Regions from separate parts of the Homo sapiens genome. Here region 1 is linked to region 2. Evidence: chromatin contacts called from ENCODE Hi-C data. All regions are on one chromosome and are shown on one strand. Each heading gives the region's core, a stretch centred on a gene start or an enhancer-like site at or near the end of the contact. The rest is flanking DNA. Distances are from core to core; before and after follow the strand shown. Region 1 holds the start of HNRNPA3 (heterogeneous nuclear ribonucleoprotein A3). Region 2 holds the start of WIPF1 (WAS/WASL interacting protein family member 1).

Region 1 (6,621 bases), core at 997-3,496, 2.6 Mb before region 2:
ATAACCAGCCTTTCAAATGCCAGCATCACTTCAACTAAATTGAAATCCAAGACAATTCCAGAATCAAAAAATCGCTTCATTTTTTAAAAGCTACAACTGTCTGAGAACCTTTACTTTAGAAGTTGCTAGTAAGTCATTTTCTAAGGCACTAAACTGTTGGAGAAGCAGTGTTGCATCTATCCCATTTCAACTCTTCTCAGTCTACAACCCAACATGCATTTAATTTTTTTGTTTGTTTTGTTTTTGAGACTGAGTCTCGCTCTGTCGCCCAGGCTAGAGTGCAGTGGCGCGATCTCGGCTCACTGCAACCTCCGCCTCCCGGGTTCACGCCATTTTCCTGCCTCAGCCTCCCGAGTAGCTGGGACTACGGGCGCCCGCCACCGCGCCCAGCTAACTTTTTGTATTTTTAGTAGAGACGGGGTTTCACCGTGTTAGCCAGAATGGTCTCGATCTCCTGACCTCGTGATCCGCCCGCCTCGGCCTCCCAAAGTGCTAGAATTACAGGCGTGAGCCACAGCGCCCGGCCCATACATTTAAACTCAAAACTGTGATGAAGAACAATCTAAAAGTTCTGAATGTCAAACTTACAGAAACTCACTGCTTTCAAGCAAATTAATTTAAAACAGGCATTCCTAAGCCAAACCAGCATTTCCCAAAAAAACTGAGGAAAAAAAAAAGCCGATCAAATAGCTTTCTATAACCCATGTTTGTTATATGCTGCAAAAATCTGCAATTTACAACTCAATTTTAAGAGTCACAACTAACTGGCAAGTTGGACTTACATTAGGAATGGTATGTATTGTCTGACTATAAGAACGGAGTACAGCAAAACAAAAATTGAGATTTTTAAGAATTAAGATGTCTTGAAATTGTTTTATACTTTAGTCAAGACTTTTTAACACATTGCATGAACTGTCATTTAATGCATGCATTAAGGTTTCCTTCACCCGAAGTTCTTAAATAAGGGGCTCACATTTACATTCTAATGTCTTCCTGTGTCTCCTAGAGGTAGAGATGTTAAACCGTTTAATGTGAAGAGATTGTCACATGCTAGAAAAAAACGTTAATAGCCTAAAGCATTAATTCATGTAATCTCATCTTTTCAAGTCTTGGATAAATGTATTCGATTGACAATAACGAAATCGACAAAAATATTTAGGATCCACATTAAATGTACTGCAAAAACGTGAAAATTTCAACTCTGGTTGCAGTCCTCTAAATAAAATTCCAGGAAACTACAACCAGAGCCGACTCAAAGAATGGGAAAACATGAAGATAAAAAACATTTCTAAATTCTTCCTTAACATACTATACTCAAATTCTTCTCCACCCACCCTCCTCAGCGGCCGGAGCCGGGAAGGAGCTGGCTGGGTTGTTTTTCACATCTACACTCAAATTCTCAAAAATTAAGTCCTTCGCCCACATGGCGGTTTAAGAAGTGTAATGTAAGTACTTTAGCAAAAATATATCAGGAAGTATTTTAAAGCAGCAAAGTTTTTAACAATCTCGTATTTCCAACAGGATGCTGCGAAAAAAAGAAAAGGCCAATTATCGACTTCTCGCGGAGAGGACCCGTAAAAGGCCTAGAAAAGCGTCGGCAGAACTTCAGCGAAAGCACTACCTCCCCATGCTTCGAGGCCATTTGCGGCTTTTTCTGCCGGGCCGCCTCCGCCCTCTTCCCTCCAATCCCAGGCTCGCTTTCCCGGCGGCAGAGCGAGGCGGCGGCCATTGCGGGCCAATGCGCCATTTCGTAACGCGGCGGCGGATCAATGTCAATGTGGCCGCCGCCCGCTTGCTCGCTCGCCCGGATGTGCCTGCTCGTCCCCTCCCCTCCCCCACCACCTCCTCCCAACCGCTCCCGCCGGGGCCCGCCATGCCGCCCTCGGCCTCGCTTCGGAGGCCGCGCAGCCGGCAGGCCGGCTTCCCTCCCGAGGCCTCCCCGACCAAGCCGCGCCTCCAAGGGGCCGCCTGTGCAGCCGAAGGTGAAGGCGAGGCGGGCGAGGGGCCCCAAGGAGGTCTCCAACTCTCGCTCCCCTCCCCCTCCCACAGCCTGTCTCAACGCAAGAGCGCGGGACGGCCGACCCGGTCCACCCGGCCTCCCCGCTCCCACCGAACCAGGCCCCCAACGCCGGCCATTCCCCACCAACCCCCCGCTCTCCCCCTAATACCTCCTCCCCCCGGCGGCGACGGCGACGGCCGGAGTCGGGCTGGGGGCGACCGGGCGGCGGTTTTACCTCCATTTTGAGACCGGACTCGCCTCTTCCAACTCGAGTTCAATATGGGACCGAGAGGAAGAGGCGGGGCCAGTCGTCACGTGACGCGTTTTCCGCGCGCCGCCAGTCTGTTGGGGGAGGAGCGAATTGGGAAGGGGGCGGAGCCAAGCGGGCGCGAAGAGGGACTGGACCAGCGGGTTGGCGGGCGGAGGGCGGAGGCGCGGCGTGCCGCGGGAGCGCGCGCGCCTCGCCAGCTTTCAGGGGAAGAGGGCCTTTGCCGCCGTTCGCGTCAGGGCGAGTTCCGGGACGTCAGTGCGGTCTCCGCCAATGGTGAGCGTCCACGTAGAGGGAACGCCTTGTGATCGCGCGTCACCAGAGAGAAAGGCCTTTCCCTTTCTTCTCGCGCTTGTCCCTCATTCCCCACGCAGGCCTCTAGTTCTCCATTTCAGAATTCATTCTATTCCTGTGCCCGAAATAAAACCCACGTTTTTCTTGCTTGTAATTTAAAGGTTGCAAGAAAAACTCCTCGGCCCCTCGGACCATCTTTCCTGTTTCCAAATGCCGGGGACCAGTGTCTGTGACTGCGCCGCCTGCCTGAGGGCATGTACTGAAAAGCCCTGCGACTCCAACATGTGGGACTCACAAGCACCTTGGACAGGCCTCAAAACGCGGCTGACATACAGAATTTTTACCATTAACGACCTGAGGCAGGACTGGTGGAGGTCAGTTCATTAGTTACTGATCTCAAGAAACAAGTCAGGACTATTTTCTAATGTGCTTCTTTCAAGTTAGTGTGGAAAGAGCTGATGCATCTGTTGTAGCTGACGGAATTTAAGGAACTGAATAATTGACAAGATTTCCAGAAAAGCAGGGTCGCCAGATAATGCTACCTGTTTGCGAATGATTGTTACCGTAATGCTCTAGAGAGCTAATCCTTTCTCGGCCTAGTCAGATGATTTTAAATCATTTGATTTTACAGAGCTTTAGTTTCAGTTTTTTAAATGAAAATGGGGATGGGATTAGGTCATCTTCTAACACCCACGACAGCCATAAATTGATAATCTATGGATCCATATTTAAAGTTACTGATAAAAATAACCACAATTGACCAGCCTCCCTTCCCTGTTAGGAAATGCTTTATATTTTAATTTAGCAACCCATGTGACCAACCCTTTTAGAATTGAACTGGCTCTCCCTAGGAAAGGTTAGAAATCTAATCAGTTATAGTAAGTTTCTGTTAACAAATGGGGAGTGGTCGACTTGGAGTTTGGAAAAGGGGAGCGTAAAGTCTAAAAGTTTGTTAATTTATCTAGCCGTTGCTCCAGGAGGACCTGTGTTATAGTTTGGAAACATTTACAAAGGGTATTTTTGTGGGGCAGAAAACAGTTAGCAGTCCTTAATGTAATTTGGTTGAAATAACCGTTCAAACCAGACTCCTCCTGTTGCTTTGATTCCTTTTTCGCAAACTTTCTTATGTTCTACGTATCCAGGTGCTCCTGATGGCCAGCAATAGACTTGAGACATTGGAAGAATGTATAGCCTTAGCGTCTATTTAGTGTTAAGATTTTGTAAGTCTAATTACTGTGAAATAGTCCTGGTAACTTTATCGATTCTGGATACAAAGAAAAATGCAAAGTGAAAGACCTTTGGAAATTGCTATTCACACCAGAGTACTCTATGAGACATTACATAGGTGATCAAGAAGAGTGATCACCTGGCTGCACTTTAGGGTATGTTTGTCCAGGTTTTTCTAATAAGTTAATTCTAATCAATAACTTTTGTTCTAATTAGTAACTTTTGTATAAATGTTAATGTTAAATCGCGAAACAATGTGGGATGGGATACTAAGTTCTCTCCAGGAACATGAAATGTCAGCCCATTTATTCACATCTTTTTGTCCTCCCTATTGTATTGGTCCAGATTTGTTGTTCATCCTGACTGTATGCTGTTTTTAGACATTAGTTATTTTTTATGCTTTTGTCTAAACAAGCTCTGGCCGGGCGCCATGGCTCACACCTGTAATCCCAGGCCTTTGGGAGGCCGAGGTAGGCAGGTCACCTGAGGTGGAGAGTTTGAGACCAGCTTGACCAACACGGTTAAACCCTGTCTCTACTTTTAAAAAAAATACAAAAATTAGCCGGGCATGGAGGCACACGTCAGTAATCCCAGCTGCTTGGGAGGCTGTGGCACGAGAATCACTTGAACTCAAGAGGCGGAGGTTGCAGTGAGCTGAAATTGCCCCACTGCACTCCAGTCTGGGTGACAGAGCGAGATTCCGCCTCAAAAAAAAAAAAAAAAAAAAAAAAGGCCGGGCGCGGTGGCTCACGCCTGTAATCCCAGCACTTTGGGAGGCCGAGGCGGGCGGATCACGAGGTCAGGAGATCGAGACCATCCTGGCTAACATGGTGAAACCCCGTCTCTACTAAGAATACAAAAAAAAAAAAAAATTAGCCGGGCGTGATGGCGGGCGCCTGTAGTCCCAGCTGCTGGGAAGGCTGAAGCAGGAGAATGGCGTGAACCCGGGAGGCGGAGCTTGCAGTGAGCCGAGATCACGCTGCTGGCTGGGCGCAGTGGTTCAAGCCTGTAATCCCAGTACTTTGGACGGCCAAGGCGGGCGGATCACCTGAGGTCAAGAGTTCGAGACCAGCCTGGCCAACATGGTGAAACCCTGTCTCTACTCAAAATACAAAATTGGTCGGGTGTGGTGGTGGGTGCCTGTAGTCCCAGCTACTCAGGAGGCTGAGGCTGGAGAATCGCTTGAACCTGGGAAGCGGAGGTTGCAGTGAGCTGAGATCGTGCCATTGCACTCCAGCCTGGGTGACAGAGCGAGACTCCATCTCAAAAAATAAATAAATAAATAAACTTAAGGTCCAGTTATGTCTCAGGTACAAAAACCACTTTTCCAGTCCTTGACCCTGTAGGGCACAGACTTGAACCTTGGCTATGGTCTGCACTTGCAGCCCTGACTCTTTGATATGAGAAAGGGAGTGTATGGGATGGGAGGAGGGAATGAGGGTCCTAGGGTGAGATGGGTGGCAGACAAACTTTATAATCTATATCAGGCCCTCTCCTTTATATCATGACATACAGAAAATAATCATTTTTGTACAGCATAGTAGGGTAAACTAGAAGATATTTGGAGGCATCTAAGTGGTGGTAATGTTTTAAGCATCTGATTTTGATAAAATACAAAGTATTAGGAATGATATTAAATATTGAATTTGCATAAAACTTTCAAATTAAAATTTTCCGTGTTTTTTAGTGATCAACTTGAACTTGTTCCTGTGAATACATTTTGATATTAGGTTTTATGGTTGAAGTGGCTTTATGCAGTTTCTGATCTAGACTTTTTTTTTCTTGAGACAGAGTCTCACTCTGTCACCCGGGCTAGAGTGCAGTGGCATGATCTCGGCTCACTGCAACCTACCACTCCTGGGTTCAAACAATTCTCATGCCTCAGCCACCCAAGTAGCTGGGATTACAGGCCCATGCTACCATGCCCGGCTAATTTTGTTTTTGTTTTTGTTTTGAGACAGAGTCTCTTGCTCTGTCGCCCACGCTGGAGTGCAGTGGCGTGATCTCTGCTCACTGCAACCCCTGCCTCCTGAGTTCAAGCTATTCTCCTGCCTTAGCCTCTCAAGTAGTAAGGACTACAGGCGTGCATCACCACGCCTGGCTAATTTTTGTATTTTTAGTGGAGACAGGGTTTCACCATGTTGGCTGGGTTAGTCTGGAATTCCTGATCTTAAGAGATCCGCCCGCCTTGGCCTCCCAAGGTGCTGGGATTATAGGCGTGAGCCACTGTGCCTGGCTGGAAGAAGGTAACTCATTTTGTTTGTTTTTGAGACAGAGTCTCGCTCTGTCACCAGGCTGGAGTGCAGTGGCACAATCTCGGCTCACTGCAACCTCCGCCTCCCGGGTTCAAGTGATTCTCCTGCCTTAGCCTCTCAAGTAGCTGGGACTACAGGCGCTCACCACCACACCTGGCTAATTTTTTGTATTTTTAGTAGAGACGGGGTTTCACCACGTCAGCCAGGATGGTCTCCATCTCTTGACCTTGTGATCCACCCGCCTCGGCCTCCCAAAGTGCTGGGATTACAGGCATGAGGGAAGAAGGTAACCCTTAAAAGGGAGGAATTGTAATAAACTATAAGCTTTGTTATGTGCCATTATATTCAGAATATACCAAAGCTTTATTTTCTAAAATCTTGATTTTTAAATAAGGAGTTTATAAAGTAAAACACACACAAAAAGTCTTTCCCCACAAAATCCTATTACATAGATTTGACCATGATCAACAACTTATTACATATCCTCTCACATTTTCTTGTTGGCCTAATCAATGCTTATATATATGAAACAAACATATTTGTTTTATTTTTACCAATGTATGTCTAACTATCCAGAT
Region 2 (6,215 bases), core at 3,325-5,824:
AACTTATGTTGCCATATTTTACACATGCCACTGTTGCACTGATTCAGTCCATGTTGACTGGGGGCCACGGCAGGAGGCTGTGATTCTTCAGCACTTTTTCTACACTGGCTAGACCTACATTATTGTTTTATAATCTTCTGCCTGCTCTTGGTTTTTTATTTCTATAGATTAATATGGAGGATTCTTTATGTGATTGGTCTGCGAGCCTATTGGTTATTGTTTTACTCTGTCATTAAGCTCAGACTGATGCATATTAAATGGGAAAGAGATACGCATTTAAAATTCTCTTTAAGTCCAGAATTGTGATTGTCTTTATTCATCCAGGCTTTCAATCCACTTATCTCAGGCCTTTGGTTATAGTATAACAACCTCTCCCATCCGCATCACAGCCTTTCTCTCCACCCTCTTTCTTCTGCCTCTTCTTGTACTTACAGAAAGGAGGTAGGTGGTATCACCCGAACCTGAAATGAGGCTAAAGACATTAATGGCGCTGGACAGTGGAGTGGAGCCCAGGCTTTGGCCACTGCTCTGCTGCTGCCAGCTGTGTGACATGAGCAGGATGCCTAACTTCTCTGGACCCCTGTTTCTTCCTCTGTAAGTGGTGATGTAGACTTTGATCTCTGCAAGTCTCCTGCAGCCTTAAAGTTCTTTTCTTTTTAAAGAACGTGGCTGCTGGAAAAGCTGACACTGAGCTGAGAACTCCGCTTCACTGCGGAAGGCCAGACAGCACTGTTACATCCAGCACCTGTGGGTCATCCACTGCAGAGGTGGCTTCCAAAGCCTCTGAGGTCAGCAGTGTGGTTGTAGCTCTCCTCTACCCACCACATGATCTCTCCCCATCTCCAGCTTTTCTTGCCTTATTTTCTTTATCTTTTTATTTCCCCCCCTTCCTTTCTGATTGTTCTATTTGTTTTCAATTTTCTTAATCCATTTTTCTCTTCACATTGCCCAATGGTGTAAGCCACCTGCACTGCATAAGACTCTGCCTGCACTGCCAGGCCCACTGATGGGCCAAGGGTTTTACCTGCTGACCTTTTCTCTGGAAAATTTCCCTTTAACAGCTTCTCCCAAGAAGGCTTAAGTCTAGTCTTGGCATTTGTTATTTACCATTTCAGGGGGAACAGTCTTAAGCTTTTAAAGGAACATTATGCTGGGCAGCGTGGTGGTTCACACCTATAATCCCAGCACTTTGGGAGGCTGAGGTGGACAGATCACTTGAGGCCAGGAGTTGGAGACCAGCCTGGCCAACATGGCGAAACCCCGTCTCTACTAAAAATACAAAAAAAAAATTAGCCAGGCGTGGTGGTGCACGACTGTAGTCCCAGCTAGGGAGGCCAAGACATGAGAATCGCTTGAACCTGGGAAGTGAAGATTGCAATGAACCAAGGTCATGCCACTGCACTCCAGCCTGGGTGACAGAGTACGACTCTGTCTCAAAAAAAAAAAAAAAAAAAAAAAAAAAAAAGGAACATTATGCTGTAGTAGAATTCGTAAGAAACATTGATTTTCTTTTCCATTCAACAAACACTATTTTCAAACACCTGCATTAGATGCTGAAGCAACAGCAGTCAAACACCTGCATTAGATGCTGAAGCAACAGCAGAAACAAGATGGACAAGGTCCCTGCTCTCATAGAGCTTGAATTCTAGTGGAGAGAAACATACAAGTAAATAAACAGATAAATAAGACAGTGTCAAGCGGTGACGCATGCTATGCATAAAAGAAAACAGCAGAAATGGGTCATGAGGGAGAGCATTTTTGCTGACATTTGAAGAATAAAAAGGAACAAAAAGATGAGTGTACCAGGCGTGAGTACCAGGCTTGCAAGTAAAAGGCCTGAAGATGCAAATGAGCTTGGTGCATTTAAGGAACAGAAAGATTTGGAAGGTAAATTAGCAAGGCAGAATATTACTTGAGATGAAGGCAGAGAGTTAAGGAGGGGCCAGATCTCGTGGGTCCCTGTGGACCTAAGAGTTTGGACTTTTTAAGTGAAATGAGAAGTCATTGGAGGGTTTTAAGCAGGGGAGGAACATTATCTAATTTATGTCCTAACATGCATAGTAGACACCTGATAAATGTGTCCAAAGTTGACTGTAGGAATAGACTCAAACTACACAACTACTCCCTTGCATGTCTTGGGGACTGCAGCCTTCTAGGTGACATACTCCCTTCTAAGTGAGCTTTTCCTAAGGTAGGGGTCTCCAACCAGTCTATGGCCCCTTAGGAACCAGGCCACACAGCAGGAAGTGAGCAGCTGGTGAGCAAGTGTTCCCTCCTGAGCTCTGCCTCCTATCAGATCAGCTGCGCATTAGATTCTCAGAGGAGCAAGAATCCTAAAGTGAACTGTGCATGCGAGCTCCTTATGAGAATCTAATGCCTGATGATCTGAGTTGGAGCAGTTTCATCCTGAAACCATCCCCACCCCCTGCCCCCACTCCGTGGAAAAATTATCTTCCACAAAACCAGTCCCTGGTGCCAAAAAGGTTAGGGACCACTCCCCTAAGGGATGGAAATAGCCATGAATGGTATGTGTACTGAGAGAGAGAGAGAGAGAGAGAGATAGCTAGAGAGAGAGAGAGAGAGAGTGTGTGTGTGTGTGTTTGGGGTGTCTTACTTAGAGAACTTCAAAATAATTCTGAAAATACGTAGAGAAATTGTCATATCGCCCATGTTCTCTTTTTAGACCCAACTATAATTAGACTTCCCCAAAGATTCACTCAGGCATTTACTTAATAGTTGATCAAGTTTTCTGTTTTCCTGAGGGTTTGTATCGCGGGAAGTGGCTGATAGCTGTAGGCCTCCACCTCTGTCCAGCCCCATGCCTGCAGGTATTTATTTGTGACCTAAGTCACGGGTGGACACCAGGCCAGAGTTAGACAAGAGGCGGTCCCTGCCTTCAAGGGGCTCCAGGCAAAGCAGAGGACTCTCAGTCACTTATTCTTGGGTACTCCACTCCAGGAACTGTGCCCATGGCCTGGCATCATGAATCTGCTCATGCAATTAGACTCCTATCTCAGGGAATTTTGAGTTTAAAAGATCCTTAGACATCATCTGTCCCAGTACTCCCCAGTAGGAGCACTTCTGGTATTTTGGGTGGGACTGTCATAAGCACCATAGGAAATTTCCCATTCCTGGCCCCACCCACTGAATGCTACAGGCCCCTGCCCCCACCATTCCCACTCACTGCTCACCACCCCCAACAGCTACCTGAGTTGAAAATTACTCATCTAGCCCAGTTCCATCACTTTACAGGTAAGGCAATGTTAGACAACATACGTTCTTTTCATGCCTCTGGCCTCTGATCCTAGCAGAATCAGGACCCAACATTCAGATTTTACAATGAAGCTAGTTTCTGAAATATGCCTCTCTTTTAAATTCTTTGACTGTTACTGTTTTCTCAGAGTTATATACTATGTGTTGCATATGTAAGTCTGAACCTTTAAGATGGGTTAAGAAAAAATTATGAGCATTTTCAGATCGTTCTATACATAACTCAAGGTTTTGATAAAATGTTTTCTACATGTATTCCATTGCCATCCACCTCTTGAGTTCTTTAATAATGAGAAATCTGACTTTCTTCCTTCCACCCTCTTTATCTCTATGCTTTTGTCAAGCATCTTCTAGGAGAGTTACTGTTATCCCATTAAGTGTGGGGGACAGAAACATTTGGCATAGAAAGCTATGGATCTGCAGCTGACTTAAGCTGTATATTATTACCCTGACTTGGGCACCAAAATCACGTTTCAAAACTCATTTGCTGCCAAGTATGGTAGCTCAAGCCTGTAATCCCAGCAATCTGGGAAGCTAAGATGGAAGGATCACTTTGAAGCTAGGAGTGCAAGACCAGGCTGGGCAACAAAGCAAGATCCCATCTCTACCAAATATAAAAATAAAATAAATTAGCCAGGTGCAGTGGCATATGCCTGTAGTCTCAGCTACTCAGGAGGCTGAGGCTGGAGGATTGCTCGAACCCAGGAGGTCAGGGCCACAGGGAGCTATGATTACGCCACTGCACTCCAGCCTAAGTGACAGCAAGACTGTCTCTCTAAAAAAAAAGAAATAAATAAAACAAAACCAAAAAAAGAACCTCATTTGCCTTCATACACCTGACCTGCTCTCTTTACCTGCATTTGTAACTTTCTCCCCACACACTTGAATGCCCTGTAAATGAGAAGAAGCCCTTAGCCTAATGAAGCGATAAGGTAAGGTAGGTAAGAGCTTTTCTTTCTTGAGTGACTCTTTTCCCTATTACTCAATGGAATAGTCAGTATTTACAGTGATACTTTCAAATATAATTTTCCTAAAGGAATCTCAAGTTCCATGAACAGTTATTTTTGTGGGAATATCTAGAATAAAGTTGGACTCTTCACTGAGTGGAGGTGCTCATCTCCTCTTGTCACTGTACCAAATAGCTGTGTATTACACCTTGTGGGGAGGAGAAACATTTAATTTTTTTTAATTTAGGTTTTTTTTCTTGCTTGCTTCTTAAGCAAAACCAATCTAGTTTCTTTTTCTGCAGCAAAGGAGGAAGGAACAACAAACAACAAATTAATCAGACAGGAAGCGAATAACCACAGAAGGACGTCTGCCTCTGACTCAGTATGTCACATTTAACAAGAGGCCAGAGCTTGTCCAAAATGGCTGTCCAAAAACGACCCCACACTTGCGTTAGAAGATGATACCTTTTTCAGGGACAGTTTTCTCTCTTGGCTCCTGTCCCGCTGGCCCTCTGTCTGCCTGTGTCCCTGACCATGGCTCCCTGCAGTACCCTTTAACGGTAAGAAAAATTATATTCAAACTAAGTTTATTTCATTTATCAGCTACAGGGAAGAACTAAATGGCTTTTAATGGACCATAGTATGTCAAGATAAAGTTGTTTAATTTTTCTGTAGAGCACCATGTGAGCTATTCCTGTTGCCCAGAATGCTAGTTTCACCACTATGGTGATTGTGAATGATTCATAACTTATGCTTTGAGCCAAAATGTAAGCAAGATTTTCAATAGAATTTTTTTGACCACTGGACAAGTTTGGATCCACAGGAATTTATTTTCCCATTTAAATTGGGGGCTTATGTCGGTAAATATATCCTTTTGGTGTATGATACAGTTGTCCACACAACTGCCTTTGAATCTTTGGTGTGGCCAGCAACAATAAGTGCTTTAAAGTACAAGGAGCCATTGGAAGCTTCAAACGAAAATACCATGGAACTAAGCTGTTGCAGTTCTGTTGCTGCCAATGTGCTATTTAAGTTCAAAACTCAAACTAAACCATTTCTAAGCAGAGTCTTTTATAATACGATTTGTCTTTTAGAATAAGTCTATTCCTGTTATAACAGTGTGTGCACAATTACTATCGCAAATCAAATTCTACAGCATTAGTTATAACTTTATGTTTAATATGATTAATGTTTTGGCATAAAATATTGTGATTTTTAAAATTTCAAGCCATCTACTCAGAGGCTTATAGAGCAGAACTAAGGAAACTTTTTACATTAAAAAACTTTTTTCTAGAATATGTAGGAAGAAACAATTTGACTTATGTTCCTTTCTCCCCGTGAAGAAATATAAAATAAAGCTTTAAAAAACTCAGAAGGCACATATAACTTTAGTCACTAAGTACAAGTTTTTTGTTTTTTTTGTTTTTGTATTTTTAGTAGAGACAGGGTTTCATCATGTTGGTCAGGCTGGTCTCAAACTCCTGACCTCAAGTGATCTGCCCGCCTCGGCCTCCCAAAGTGCTGGGATTACAGGCATACAAGTTATTTTAAATAATTTAATGGCATAACTAGTATATGTAGTAGAGAATGGAGAGGTGGTAAATGAAAAGGCTACTGAAAGATTCTAACTAAGCAAAGTAAGACAGCTTGGTAGAGAGAAAGATGAAAGACTGGGGAAAGAATAGGACAGGACAGTGAGAAAGGAAGATGAGAAACTGGGAAAAGGTTTTGAGGTTGATCTGTGTGGAAATCATACTCTTACAATTCACTTGGACTACAGTGCTATGTGTTAACTTTATCAAGCTTTGTTCTTCTGTACTGGAATATCATCATGTCAAAACTCTTCCTTTTATCAGTCTAAGGTCATTAAATGACTTACCTGAAAGTCATTTTTCACTAAGTCAGGTTTTCTATTGCTCTTTGAAAAGTTTATTCATGGGCTATTTGCTCATAGCGCTTCAGCTACTCTAATATCTAACCTTTTAAGGGTTACACATA

What was found. Hi-C counts contacts between places; a loop is a spot of excess contacts on that map. Pooled maps may share reads with other maps.
Region 1: a map of B cell shows a loop between it and region 2 (5-fold over the local background). The contact joins the promoter of HNRNPA3 here to the promoter of WIPF1 in region 2. A Hi-C loop is called at or near these places in 1 of 168 maps with a recorded cell type or tissue (B cell), 1 of 37 single-sample maps with no recorded cell type and 8 of 50 pooled maps.

What each region holds. Positions count from the first base shown.
Region 1 is chr2:177,208,419-177,215,039 of GRCh38, reverse strand. HNRNPA3 (heterogeneous nuclear ribonucleoprotein A3) reads right to left here and starts at 2,246. Exons shown (of 11, transcript NM_194247.4): 1 at 2,169-2,246. The coding sequence starts at 2,240. It overlaps MIR4444-1 (microRNA 4444-1), which reads right to left and starts at 2,314; the gene lies at 2,241-2,314. It overlaps LOC105373759 (a long non-coding RNA gene), which reads left to right and starts at 2,629. Exons shown (of 1, transcript NR_157853.1): 1 at 2,629-3,645. RefSeq lists silencers at 344-413, 1,819-2,608 and an enhancer at 1,608-2,279.
Region 2 is chr2:174,596,163-174,602,377 of GRCh38, reverse strand. WIPF1 (WAS/WASL interacting protein family member 1) reads left to right here and starts at 4,574. Exons shown (of 8, transcript NM_001375834.1): 1 at 4,574-4,777. RefSeq lists an enhancer at 4,372-4,551.